2 separate regions of the Homo sapiens genome follow, and region 2 is linked to region 1. The links are chromatin contacts, found by Hi-C in ENCODE. All regions are on one chromosome and are shown on one strand. Each heading gives the region's core, a stretch centred on a gene start or an enhancer-like site at or near the end of the contact. The rest is flanking DNA. Distances are from core to core; before and after follow the strand shown.

Region 1 (6,908 bases), core at 3,742-6,241:
TTTGAGGAGTCCAAGGAGAAGATTGGTGAGTAGAAAGTGCCCCAGATGGTTCACTCCGAACTGCATCTCAAACCCATCTTCAGTCTTCATGTAAGGGCACTGGAAGATCCCTGCGTTATTGATCAAGACATCCAGCCTAGGCTCTTCCTTTAAATGTCAAAAAGAGAATGGCAGAATTATTAAGAACACACGCCTTGTATTGCTTTTTCTGTTCATGATAATTACATTTTAATAAAAATGGGCACTTGAGACTAAAAGCATTTAATTTCAGTTGTTGGTCTATCGATCAGAGAACTACTTGAAACACTGGCAATTTTGTGTTTAATAAATGGGGAAAGGGATTCCTCCGCAGGATGTTCCTCAGATAAATACTGATGTTCATGATCTTTCATTCAACAGCTCTTTTTTCTCATTTATTAAAATGATATACAGAAAGATATTTATCTACAGTCATCTTCCAATAAAAGATGTAGAAACTAAATCTAAGACTTAATTTCTGGTTTTATGCTTTTATAACAATAACATTTACAAATATATAAACTTTAACATTGCATTAGAAAGTTGACTACGTGATCAGTACCAAGATCTTTCTCAAAACAGAAATACAGTCAATTTGAGGACAAGGCACTCCTACAATCCCATATTTCTCCCTTTAATTTCAGTTGAACTAGGAAAATATCAATTTGGGAGTTATCAGGTTAATACTGAGATCATATCAAAATTATAAGTGTACCTATGATAAAATGTTTAAAAATACTTGCAAACTACTAAAATTCTATCCCAAAATGCTTCTATGAGCTTCCAATAATTGAGAGAAAAATAGAAAAAAAAATAGATGCAGAAGCTTGATAGGAGCCAGGCTTTGTGCTTTTCGCATGTCACCACATCTAATTCCAACAACTGTATAAGCAAATGAAGCTCACAGGCTAGGTGACTTGCCCAGTATCAGAACTCCTAAGTAGCAAAATAAGATCAGATCTGAAGATGAAGTCTTTGACACCAAGGCCTATTTTCTTAATTAGTAAGCTGGCATGGCTTTCTAATTGGGATTTTCAAAACAGCTAGAGAGGCAATGAAAGCTAGACAGACCATATGCTGTAGAAAACAGGTAAGCATAGTTTATTCCCAGAGCTACTGGTTATCAACACCAAGGGCAAACTTATGGTTGCTTTATTCTGTAGTTCTCTCAGGGTAAATGGCACCATGGGGGTGGAACAACTTCAAGTCATTTCCTTAAAAGTGAAACAAGCAATAGAAAAGGTCAGAAATGCAAACTTAACACTGGAGAGAACATCATGAATAAATCGAGATTCATAAAGAATAATCAAAGATTAAGAAAAAAATAATCAGGTAATATAAAAATATCCAGCGTAAAGGGGACTCTAGGAGATCTGTACAGTCAACATTTTATACTCTGAACTTATGCTTCTGTATCTTTCCAAATTAAAGTCCTAAAATTTAGACTGTTCTCATAGGGAAGTCTTTTTATTCCTTAAATCATGTAAGATGGTCTTCTCTAGCCTTTTCTCGGTTGTTCTGTTTCTTTTGATGGACAAAGAAATGCACATGTTCCAAGTGTAAAGACACTGTGATGACCCATGATTAATATGAGGTCAACTTTCAAATTTCACTGGCCCTTCTGCCAACTATAAGTGAAAAGAAAAATGTGTTACATTTCACAACTGTTATCGAAGCCCACCTGTCAGAGGATTAACTATTTCTCATTCTGCCCTGTCTAAGCATCTTTGGGTTTTCCAATAGTCAACTTCAAAAAGAAGGCAAGAGTTCACTCATGGGGGAAAGAAAGGAGTATTCTTTTTCACAAATCCTTTGGAAGATTTTCCTGAATTAATCATTTGTTATCCAGCATTCTTTGCTGGGCTTGTGTTATTTTAAAATTTTGTCATTTACTATTTTTTTAAATTCTACGAGATAAATGAAATAAATACCAAGAATACCAACCTGTGGGAAATCTACATTTCCATTTTTTTTTCCTTCTAATTATAGTCACTTAACTTCAGAGCCAGGCAGGAACAGAAATACTTACTTAGAAGCAAGGACAACTTAATTATCTCTTTGTGTCCTCACTTTTTAATTAGTTCTGCCTCAAGTGCCAAAGAAGCAAACCCAGCCCCATCTATATTTTAAAGAGGAACAGAAAGATCCATCTTTAATGCTTCCAAAATCTCACTGATGAGTATTATTTCTTAACCTGTGTTACACATAATTAAATACTAGCAATAAACAAAAAACCAACTCTCTAGTTCTGCAACAGCTCCCGAACTGTGGCCTACAGCATTGCAGCAAACTCTCAGGGTGTTGTGGAATATTTTAAATTTTCGAGGGAAACACAGTGATATTTGCTCAATACCTCAAAACTACTAGCTCCAGGTGGTTCACAGCTTGAACATTACATTGTGCTATATTCCTTTCAATGACATTATTTCTTTGTGGAGCTGACTTTTAAGCAGCTGTTAGCAGTTGCTGTAATAAAAAACAAGAACAATGCTAAAAATCTACCTAGAACAGGAAATGAGGGTGGAAGTGTCCAATCTGATTCCAAGGTTTCAGACACTGGTGTAATGACCAACAGAGATACATTTCCCATTAGTAGTTATGGCTGTTTAAGAACAAAATAAACATATTATTTTTTTCTTTCAATTATGTTATCTTCTCAAATAGCTACTAAGTTGTTAGGACATAACTACTTATTAGGTTGTGTCAAAGGAAAATAAATCTCAGAACCCAAAATCACTAAGTCAAAGGTTAAAGTCAAGCTGGGAACTGCCTCAGACAAACCTGCCTCCCATTTTATTCCTAAATAAGATAGCTACAAAGAAAAAGAAGCTACATATCACCCTCATAATTTGCCCACATGGGCCTCAAGATCTTTACCCTAAAACACTTCTGTTGAATTTCACCCTGGCAATGTATTCATAAATTGATAGCTCATCTTCACAAGTGCCAAACAAAAGACAGAACTCTAAAGTCATCCTTCTGCTCACCTGAGATAAATGCTTATCTGATTGCTGACTCTGCCGTATTGTTTATGTGAAAATGCAGACTCACTGAGCCAGTCTAAGACATAAGTGATTATTCCTCTATCCCTCCTGCACATGTAAATTGTATTCAGTAAAAGGCTAATCAAAGACCCAAAAGAATGCAACCTTTTGTCTCCCATCTACCTATGACCTGGAAGCCCCCACTTCGAGTTGTCCCACTTTTCCAGGAGAACCAATGTATACCTTACATATGTGATTGATGTCTCATGTCTCCCTAAAATGTATAAAACCAAGCTGTGCCCCGACCACCTTGGGCACATGTCCTCAGGACCGCCTGAGGTTCTGCCACGGGTGCATCCTTAACCTTGGCAAAATAAACTTTCTAAATAAATGAACTGGGAAATATTTCTGGCCTAAGGGCATCATGAAAAAATTACTGAGAAAATTTGGGAACCTCTTCTCTAGACTCAAGAGACTCTACGTCATATAGGCACCTTTCTTGTCCCAGCTAATTTTAAATTTCACTCTTCTGAACAAATGCCCTCTGAATGCCAGTTATCCCTGCAAGAAACTCTTCTACCTCAATCTCAACGGAGAACATCCACTTATGTGGAATTACTTACCATTTGCACAAAGAAATCCTCACACCTCACTGCCAGGCAGCAGGAGGAAAGAACAAGGGTTAAAAGCAAGTGTTCTGGAGACAGACCACAAGCAAGTTTCTTAGCCTTCCTATGCCTCAGTTTCCTCGCGTTGTAAAACAGGGATGATAATAATGCCTACTCCACAGGGTTACTGTGTAGCTTCAATGACAGTTATAGGCAAGGACACTTCATTTTCATTTAAGACAAAAAGGAAAATCTGAAATGCTTGGCACAGCTCCTGGCATACAGATCTTCAATAATGCTGGGTGTTATTTTTATTCCTGTCTCTGTATGGAGCATGACCACTGGGTTCCAAAATGTATTCTACTTGGAAATCAGGCCACAGTCCCGTTAAGGATGGTGCTGAGTTTACTGGTGGCAGCGAGCTCCTTACCCCAGCAGAAAAGGGGCAGAGGCCGGGGGAAGGAGAACTTTTTTTAAAGGACTGATATGAGGTCCTTAGCTAGCAACTTCCCCCAGTGCTCAGGGGTTCTGAAGACACAGCTTGGTGCAAATTCACTTCTGACACAGGAAAAACAATTCAGAGGCCATGGATCTACTTCGGGGCGGTCCTCACGTAACGAAATGAAACGTTCAGAAACTGGTTTATTTATTTTTCTCTTGGGCCCATTTCTTTTTCGACATCCTTAGAGGACAGAAGGCAGCCCTCCCAGTTAGTTTCTCTTTCCCTCTCAACCCTGCAGCTTCCCGGCCGCCTCAAAGTGGCTTTTTGGACTCCTCTCAGCCTCAGCGGTTCCCAAGGTGACACCCTGAACCCCAGGGCGGTCCCTCGCGGCTCAGCCCCAGCCCGCAGTCCCCTCCCACACCGTGCCCAGGCCCTCCCCACCAGCCCGGCCCCCCGAGGCCCACACCTGGAGCATTTCCTGGCAGAAGGCGCGCACCGAGCGCAGCGAGGCGAGGTCCAGCTCCCGGACTATGAGCTCGCCCACCCCGCTGACGCCAGGCTCTGGGCCGCACTCCGCGGCCTGGCGGAGCTCGCGGCGGAGCTGACCCGCCGCCTCCTCGGCGCGCGCGCGGTCCCGGCAGCCCATGATCACCCGCGCTCCCAGGCGCAGTAGCTCGGCGGCCGTGGCGCGGCCCAGGCCGCTGTTCGCCCCGGTGATCAGCACAGTCTTCCCGTGCATGAGGCCGGGGTCCCCGCCTCTGCGCAGCCGCTGGACCCTGGGCCCCACGAACCGGCGGGCCGCCAGCCACAGCGCCCCGCCCAGAGCGGCCAGTACTGCCGCCGCAGTGGCCACTGCCATCGTCAGGCCCGAGGGCCCACCGGCCCCTCCACGGGAGTTCCGCAGCCGCCGCCTTACCGGAACCCAAGAGACCACCTGTACGCGGAGAACGCTGGGGCGCGGCGGGTCGGCCCCTGACGGTGCGCGTGGGGCATGCTGGGACTTGTAGTTTCCCTCTGGGGGGGTCGCCTGATTGGTTGTGAGAGTTCAGCGCCCTGGGTCCTGCGCCCTCCGTGGAAGCTCCTCCCAGCCTAATGATGGAGGCTGGGCAACCAGCACAGTGTTCAGGGTGCTGGGGTTCATACGTATTGAAATCCCAGAGTAGTGGCGGACTTCCCCATGGGAATGTCTGATGAGTACTTTGAATCACAGATCTCTGTACAGGCCCTGTTACAAATGCCACTCCTCAGGGCATTTCGTGTGTTTTCCTTTGAGGGCTCTTGGGACTTGTAAATTCAGTTCAATTCACCTTCTGAGGAATGGGCCCTGACAAGCTGAAGTCTGAGGTAGGACTGTTTTTCATAGATGAGACAAAGAATTAAGCAACATGAATCAGTTGGAAATAGAATGGTCGAGTAGTTCTCAAACTTAAATGCACATCAGAATCACCTGGAGGACTTGGGGTGGGGGTTCGGGGTGGGGGAATGAAACAAAACGAAAACAAAAAACCAGGGCCCCAGTATTAGAGTTTCTAATTCAATAGGTACAGGATGGGGCCTGATAATTTGCACTTTTAACAAGTTTCCAGGTGCTGCTGCTGCTGCAGATCTGGGAACCACACTTTGAGAACCACTGAACAAGACATTATGTCATTGGTCCCTATTAAAAAAAAGAAAGCCATCTTCAAATGATCTTCACACTGGCAGAGGTACAGTGGGAAAAGCTTGGACTTATTGTAAATATAGGCTTCTGAGCAGGCCATTTACAAATGCCTCCCTGCCCTCTCCATAGGACTATTACACACAACGATGGAAGGCAAAGTGCTTGGCTCACTGTAAAATGCCTCATTAATATCAGGGTTAGTGTCACAGGGACCCTTCTTCAAGCTACAAACTTCATAGCTGTAGACCAAGCTACTTTTAAAGACTCATTCGTTCGTCTGCCTCTCCATCCAATATGTGCCTGGCCCTGCCTGTTCCCTGTTAGAGCCACAGAGAAATGGGACACCATTTCTGCTCTCAGGGTGCTTACTTTCTGGAACTGTGATCTCCCACTTCCCACCCTCCACCCATTGCAGGTTCTCCAGACAAGGAAAAAGAACCACAGCTTGTGTCGTTTGAGACAAACTCCCCAATAATTGTGATAATCCATCTTCCACTCCCTTACATTTGGGAAGGATGTAACATGCAACTAATAGTCAGAATACAAAGAAAAAGGGATGGATTCCAGGAGGTTTCTTATGAGTAATGAGAATGGAGCTCAGAGGTGGGAAAGAGCACTCTTACTGGGGATTATACAAGGCACCAGGAACAGGAATCATGAGAGGTGGTCCTACACCACCCTATCCCCAATTTGAAGCTGCTACTCAAACTCATTGATCCCCCAGCATATGTTTCCACTTTATTGTCCTTTCTACCCATCCACATCTTGCCCATCCATCAAAATCACAGGCTACCTCAAGTCTTTCTTTCCTGACCACTTCCAGCCTATAAAGATCTCTGCTCCCTTCATGTGTGACCCTCAGGGTCATGTGTGACCCTCACTGGCACTGAAGACAAACAGCCTTCTAGTATTGGCTGTTTGAGTTTGCACATTTGACTTCCTTGACCAGATTGTTAAGGTTTCAAGTTTCCTAGAGGATAGGATTGTGTCTGCGTACCTCTTGTGGTCTTTGCATGGGAGGACACCTACAAAATGGTAGGTACTCAGTGTCACATGTCACAACTGATATATTTTGGACTGGTTTACATAAAATTAGGGAGCATCAGAAGATGTGTTTCAGCTGTGGTCTTCTCTCATCTAGAGCCAGGGGTGGAATACATATGTACAGGTGGAGTAGAGATGAAGGTGGAGGTAGA
Region 2 (6,908 bases), core at 1,537-4,036, 1.0 Mb before region 1:
TTCTTTCTGTGAAAATCCTTTGAATTAGCTATCTCCCTTTCTGGCAAAATACTCTCATATTCATTTGTATTTGTTACATAATTTTGATTAACATATTTATTTTCTTCCACATTTACTTCCTTACTTATTAATGAAACTGACTGTACAGAAAACATGTCATCCATTGGAAAAAAACTATCTTTCTCTTCCTTTTCTATCTTAGTATCTTTGTGAACTTGGCAACTATTTGTTAAACTTTCAGCTGTGACTTTTACTTCCTCTTTCAAAATTAAGTCATATTTTTTTTCTTCTATTTCACTTAGCAAGTTCCAAAAATTTAGTACTTGAGTTATAGAAGTGGTATGGGTCTCTTCATTATGTATTATGTTGTGGCTTGCTGGTATGGCCTGTTGCCTAACATTGCAGAGATCTTCAAATATGTGCTCACAGTCAAAGTTACTGATCTTATTATGTCCCTGTTTTCTTTCCATATTTAAATCTTGGCTGTGCATATTTACTTCATAAAAATTTTCATTAATGTATCCTCGGTTGTTCTGTATAAATTGAGGACAAGAATTACCATGTGCTTTAACAGTACTAGAATTATAGTGAGCCCAATTTTCCACATTCACAACTTGTTGAGGACAACTCATATTCTGACAAGTAATTTCTCTTATTAAAGAAATTTCATCCATGTCATCAAAGTCCATTAAAAGGGGAATTTTTTCATATGTTTCAAAAATCGGAAAACCTGTATTTTGAGTTGTCATACTGAAGGAATTAATGAGTTTTTTCTTAGACTTTTCAAAAACTTGTTCAGTTCTAAATAACTTCCTTTTCTTTAACATAGGTTTCATATTATCTTCTAATAGTCTTGAAGAAGTTAAAATCTTTACTAGATATGCAGTATGATTTTCCACTATATTTTTTGGATACTTCAAATAAAGCATGCACTTGAAAATGCATTCCTCTTCTAATTCAAAATCATTTTCAATTCTTGTTAAAGAGTCAAAGTTATTGAGCAAAAAAGCTATGTTAGTTTTCAATAGAATATCTAAAGGTTCTGAAACACTATCTTGTAAATATATGCTTAAAATTCCATTCTTTATATTTGTATTCATGTTTCTGGTTATTAGATTTTGAATACCAATTATACCAATTTGCTTTTTACACTTCAAAATGTTACAGCAGGTTAAAATACTATTATCTTTTTTATTTCCTGAAATACTTTTATGGAAATAAAAAATTTCTATAATGAAACTTTCAAAAGGGTTGTTCACATGAAAGACTTTTTGTGTAGTATTGTATCTCAACTGTAGAGTATTATCATTTTCTCCTTTACCATTTAGCCAAACAGTCGTTATTAAAGCTGTCTGACTACCTAATATTTCTCTTACGAGAAGCTTTGATTGTTCTTCATATGCATTGATGACTTTTGCACAGTGGTAATCTTCCTTGCTTAAAAGGTCTATTTCTAATAATAATAGCCAATTCCATTTTTCTTCAGTTTTTTTCATATTTTCACATTTAGTCTTGCAATTATTTATAATCCAACAATTTCCTCTATTTCTTCTCAAAATATGTCTAACGTTACAGTCCCAGTTTTGAGATTTTTCCAGCCTGGTAAGTACGTAACTGTCCAGACATTCTGCTTCCTCCCAATTTGCATTTTCTAGTATAGCGAAATTCTTTCTAGAGTCTCTTACATTACACTGGATACTACTGCAGTTACAGTAGTTTGAACTGATCAAGTCTTTTCTCTTACAAGTATTTTGGCTACTGAGTGATGGGTAGTCATTTTCATAACATTTGGAAAAAATGTTTTCCGCTTCTACAGTTTTTTTATCATTCTGTAACTTTTGCTTCTTAACATCAGGTCTATTTTGGGACCAGTAAATGTTTGTGAAATCCCTAACATATGCCTCTTTTTTGTCATTCTTTTTCTTCGCTATTTCCTTTAAATAGACAGAGGACATTTTGCTATTTAAGTCCATTGGAAACTGAGGGACACTTATTGTGCCGCTATCTCTAAAATAGCTAGGTTTGGCAATTTCCAAGCTGGGCTGGTTTTGAGATTTTGATATTTTTAGTACAGATGATGAAATGTTATTTTCTCTTTTATTTGATGGCACAACACTGTTAGCTTTACATCTGTTCTTAATTTCATGAAATGGTGATTTAGTTTCCTTGTAAAAGGTAACATCTAAAAATGGATTTTCTTTGTGAACATTGTCTCTTCCTTGGACAAACTGTTGTTTTCGATTCTCATTTCTAATTCCATGTATATCGTGTATAGAGGTGCTGGGCAGAAGTTGACTAACCCCTGCTTTGGAGCTATTACTGCGGTGCACACTGAAAGCCTCTCTGTCATGCAGGCCTGCCTCAGACCTTCCTGAAGCCCTCAAATCAGAATCAGGACTTTGTGAGGGGGGAGACTGCAAACAGCTACTCATTTGGAATTTGAGATTTGAGCATTTCAGATTACATATCTGCTTCCCACTGACTGATTTCTCCACACACGAGTCTGTGGAGTTATCGAAAATAGCATTCGTTGAAACAAGGAGTCCCTTGAAGGGTCTAGGGGACAACTCCCAGACTTTTTCCGCCTCAGACAAGCGAGGCACCAGAGGCAGTCGCCAGCCCGCCTTAAAGACACCTCCAGGCTCCTCAAGACAGAGCCGCTTGCTACTAGGTGGTTGGGAATCCGGGTCCTCAGGAGGCGTTAAAGAGGAGGTAGGCTTTCTGAGCTCGGCCATCCGCGGCGTGGGCTGAGGGAGAGACATGACAGCGAATGGAAAGGATCTGTCCGAGTCCCGGCGGGGCTCCAATCCCTTAATAGGCGGTTCCGGGCCGCTCTGGTCACGCCCCTGACCCGCCCCTCAAGACCTGGCCTTAGCCTAATCTCAGGGTTTGCCCCACCCCGAATCCGCCCCTCCACAGCCCCAGCCTCAGCCCCGCCCCGCCTCCCTCAGTCCCTCCTCTCCCTGCCCCCACCCACGCGCCCCGGTTGTCTCACCACTGAAGGTCGGAGCACCCTGGGCCGTTACATTGTCTATTTTTAGCGCCTTTTTCTAATGCCACGACTGTAGAGAGTCTAAATGCTTTTTTCCCTGTGGTAGAACGAAGGGGAAAAGTTAGAACCTCTCACTTAAAAAAAAAAAATTTGTGAATGGTAACAACTTTATTTTCTAAATTCTAAAATTTTGTTTACCTCAGAAACGGCATCTCCACAACGGCTCGAGTGACTCTCCAGTAAAATCGTGTAGTTCTGTCAGCACCAGACCAAATCTCTCTGTGTATGGAAAAACTTTTTAATCCTTCCAGCGTCACTTAAGATCATATTAATATTTCCACTTCACTAATAAAGTGTGTTTGGGGGAAAAAAGCCACCAGTACTTACCAGTCTATCTGAGGAAAAAATGTGTGGAAATTATTATCCGGATAATTATTATTCTTCACTTAAGACTAAAAAAAAAATAGTTTACTATGTGCTGTGGGGATTTCTTCTCAAATATTGTGGATAAAATTATTTAGAGATAAAATATTATATGTTTGAACTACCCCATTTAGTGTAAACATAATAATACAGGTCTGACTCATACCTACTAACAAATTTTTAGACGCTATTTCTTGTTTTTTTTTTTCCTGCTTTGAGAATCATTTATGATTTCCAGTCAATTCTGGTTTTTGTGAATTCTATAATCATTAAGAAGAAAATGTTTTTCAAAATGTTTATTATTATTATATACATGTTTCTTAAGAAACATGTAACTGGTGCTCAGTAATAAACACCTCGATTCCCTTGGTGGTTGTTTCAAGCTTGGTATGTTTTATATTACATTTTATGCTAAAATTTATAATAACTACAATAACATGCAACCAGAATCCTAACTTCAGAACCCTCCCATGGCATAGATGGCAATATATAACTAGCCTTCTACTTTAGGTAATAAGATGTTCACCAGTTTCATGTTTTTTAAATACTCTTAGATACATTGTGATTACTTCAGTGTAAATTCCTCTAGAGAAATGTTTACTTAAGTTTGTAGAAAGCCTTGCAGCAGAAGCACTTCATTAACACTATAAATAAGAATGTGGCAGTGGTTCAGATTCCACATCAGTGAATTCTCCAAGTTCTACTTCTGTGTATCTTATGTTCTATTGCTTTTCTATCCCAGATTTTCCACAAATCTATATTCTTTTCTAATCCATTCTGTTTTAGCCCATAAGGGGTGACTTGTATAGCTAAGGTGTATATAATTGGTGCGCTAGTGTGATATTAGGACCAAGACTTTTTAAATCTGTAAAGTAAATGCCATTGATTGTGATTTCTAGTCTAGATTGATCTGTAACTTGATATTTGATTATTTCTTCATCTTGCTAGTTTGCCCAAGAGCACATTATTTTTTATATCTCCATCACATCATTATTTAACAACTCTACATTGTTTAAGGATTAAAATTCAAATAAAACCCAGAAGTATTACATGTAACTCAACAATTGTTTGACTCCAAGATACAGAAATGTATAGTTATTTTCTCCATCCTGAAGAAACTTACAGCCATAAAGACCAAAAAAAGAGTCTTTTCTTGCATTTACTTATTTAAACATTATACTAATGGCCACTGCCATTTCAAACAATGGCTATTGAAACCACTATTTATGTGGGTTTTTTCCTTTGTTTTTTTAAATGCCACCTAGAAAATGAACCAGTTATAAGTGAGAAATGCAAAAAATTATGTCTTCAACTCATCATAATCAAAATATAAATAAGACTTGTCTGAATCTTACTGATGCCTCAAAGCCCATTTCAAATGTCATATTTTTCTATATCACTTTACCCAACCCTTCCTTTGAAGTTCTTACCTTCCTTAGTAACAGTAAACTGAGCTTTAAAGACAGCATCTATCTGATTTCTTTTAGCGTGGTGTCTTCTTATAGTTCAACTCTGAATGAATAAAAGGATTAATGAGTTCATGAGATAAACCCCATACTGAAGATATGACACAATCTCCTATTAGAGTTAAATCAGAAATTTACTCAATATCAATATCAAGTCTAATGTCCTTAAGCATAGTATGTCACATCCTCACTACTAGGTCCTACTTAACTCTTTCAGCTTCTTTTTTTTTTTTTAAACAATTTGCCCCCATGCTGCCTACACCAGAATGTTTATTTTCTTGCTCTTTTATGTATGTTCTCAAAGCCCTTCATTTCTCCTCCTGGCAAATTCTTATTAAGCCTTAAATGGCCCTACTCAAAAGTTACCTCTACGGTGAAAGCTTCTCTTCCTCCTCCCTGCTGTAGCCAATCCCTGGGCAGAATTACTTGCATCGTCATCTGTTTCCTATAGCAATTTATTTCTAACTGTAGAACACTTAAAATGTCTTTATTGTATTGAGTTGTTTATATGTCCCCTCCACTAGGCTCCATTAATCAGGACAAGGATTTATTAATTTTTGTATCCCCAGTGCCTCTAAGTACCTCAGTTAATTAGAAGAAATGAAATGACTCCATGGTTAATACTCATTTACCAACTCAAATGGATTCATGGTGTCTTGAAAGTGCCTTAAGTTTCTTGTTTTTGTGTTATTTTGCTTTAGTTTTATACATTAGAGACTTGCTTTTATAATCATGTTGAAATACATTTAACATGAAAACTATGCTGAGCTATAACACCATAGGAGTTCAAAATGGACTTCAAATATTAGTGGTTTTAGCATCATTTGTGTTTCATGGTAGAACCAGAAATATGACAAGACAGTTTTTCCCTTTTACTTCTTTTAATAAATCATGTAAGAAGTGAATAAATATGCTAAATCTAAAAGTTTGTTTCAAACTGAAAGATAATAAAATATATTTCAAACAGTTAAAAGAACCACTAACAAAAATATTTAAATACAGCAGTTAGAAAGGAAAACATCATCACTTACTAAAAATATTTAAAATAAATATGGCTATAAATAACACAAATAGCACTTTTCATCAAGTCAATGATAAGCACTAGGGGAAAATAAGAAAATCAGGATACTGTGTACATTTATTTGCATATAAGATTAAGTTTTTATCAGCGCAATAATGGTAATTTGTAACATAAATAACATCTTAAATGTGATAACATATGTGCAAATGCTTTAAACTATAAACCACCTTTTTGTCCTCAATGTTCATTAATGACATCATAATCTATCCAGTCTCCTAAACTAAAACTCTTATATTATCCTTAACTTTTTCTCTTTTTTTGTTTTACTACTTCCCAAAATGCATCCCCTACATAGACATTCATCAAATCTTGTTGATTTTACATCAAATATGACCCTGAAATTAATCCCCCTTTTATCCATAATGTATCATCTTTATTTCAATCTCTCGTTATCTCTTTCTGAGAATATTGTAATAAACCAGTCTTCATTTTACTAGTCTCTTCTCAACTTCTGCCCAATACCATTACAAAAGTTTTTTTCTTAATAGAATATTAATCATTTTGTTACTTTCTTAAGAACTTCTTTTAACCTTTGATGCCCTTCAGAATAAAATACAAACTTTAATTTGACATAGAAAGTTCCTCATAGTTCAGTTCTAAACTGTTTTTTTCAGCTTCCACATCTACTCCCACAACACAACTTACTTTCCTGCAGCACTTAACTTCTTGCCATCCCTTAAATGTATAAAGCCCTTCGCAGTTTCAGTCTAGGCCATATGCTGCTTCGTTTGCTTAAAGCATAGTGGCAGGTCTTACTTAGGAAAGTTTTCTGCAGTGATCCAAAGTTTACAGTCATCTTTAGACCCCTACAGTTTTATTTGCTAACCTTTTTTTTAACTTCTAAATTTCTCCGCATTATTATGTTATTATATTTTCTGCTTACTTAGCTAATTAGAAATAACCTTTTTCCTGAGCTCTAAGTATTGGAAAAACAGGTGGAATGTTC

Evidence for each region. A loop is a pair of places that touch in the nucleus more often than their neighbours do. Pooled maps may share reads with other maps.
Region 2: a map with no recorded cell type shows a loop between it and region 1 (10-fold over the local background). The contact joins the promoter of RAD51AP2 here to the promoter of RDH14 in region 1. A Hi-C loop is called at or near these places in 4 of 37 single-sample maps with no recorded cell type and 4 of 50 pooled maps.

Annotation. Positions count from the first base shown.
Region 1 is chr2:18,555,662-18,562,569 of GRCh38, forward strand. It overlaps RDH14 (retinol dehydrogenase 14), which reads right to left and starts at 4,992. Exons shown (of 2, transcript NM_020905.4): 1 at 4,519-4,992; 2 at 1-147. The coding sequence starts at 4,911. It overlaps NT5C1B-RDH14 (NT5C1B-RDH14 readthrough), which reads right to left. Exons shown (of 11, transcript NM_001199104.2): 11 at 1-147. The coding sequence ends at 123. LOC105373456 (a long non-coding RNA gene) reads left to right here and starts at 4,515. Exons shown (of 6, transcript XR_007086234.1): 1 at 4,515-5,030. RefSeq lists enhancers at 4,152-4,201, 5,012-5,061, 5,122-5,171, 5,182-5,401 and a silencer at 4,412-4,921.
Region 2 is chr2:17,515,654-17,522,561 of GRCh38, forward strand. RAD51AP2 (RAD51 associated protein 2) reads right to left here and starts at 2,787. Exons shown (of 3, transcript NM_001099218.3): 1 at 1-2,787. The coding sequence starts at 2,762. RefSeq lists enhancers at 2,315-3,514, 2,499-3,048 and a silencer at 2,810-3,059.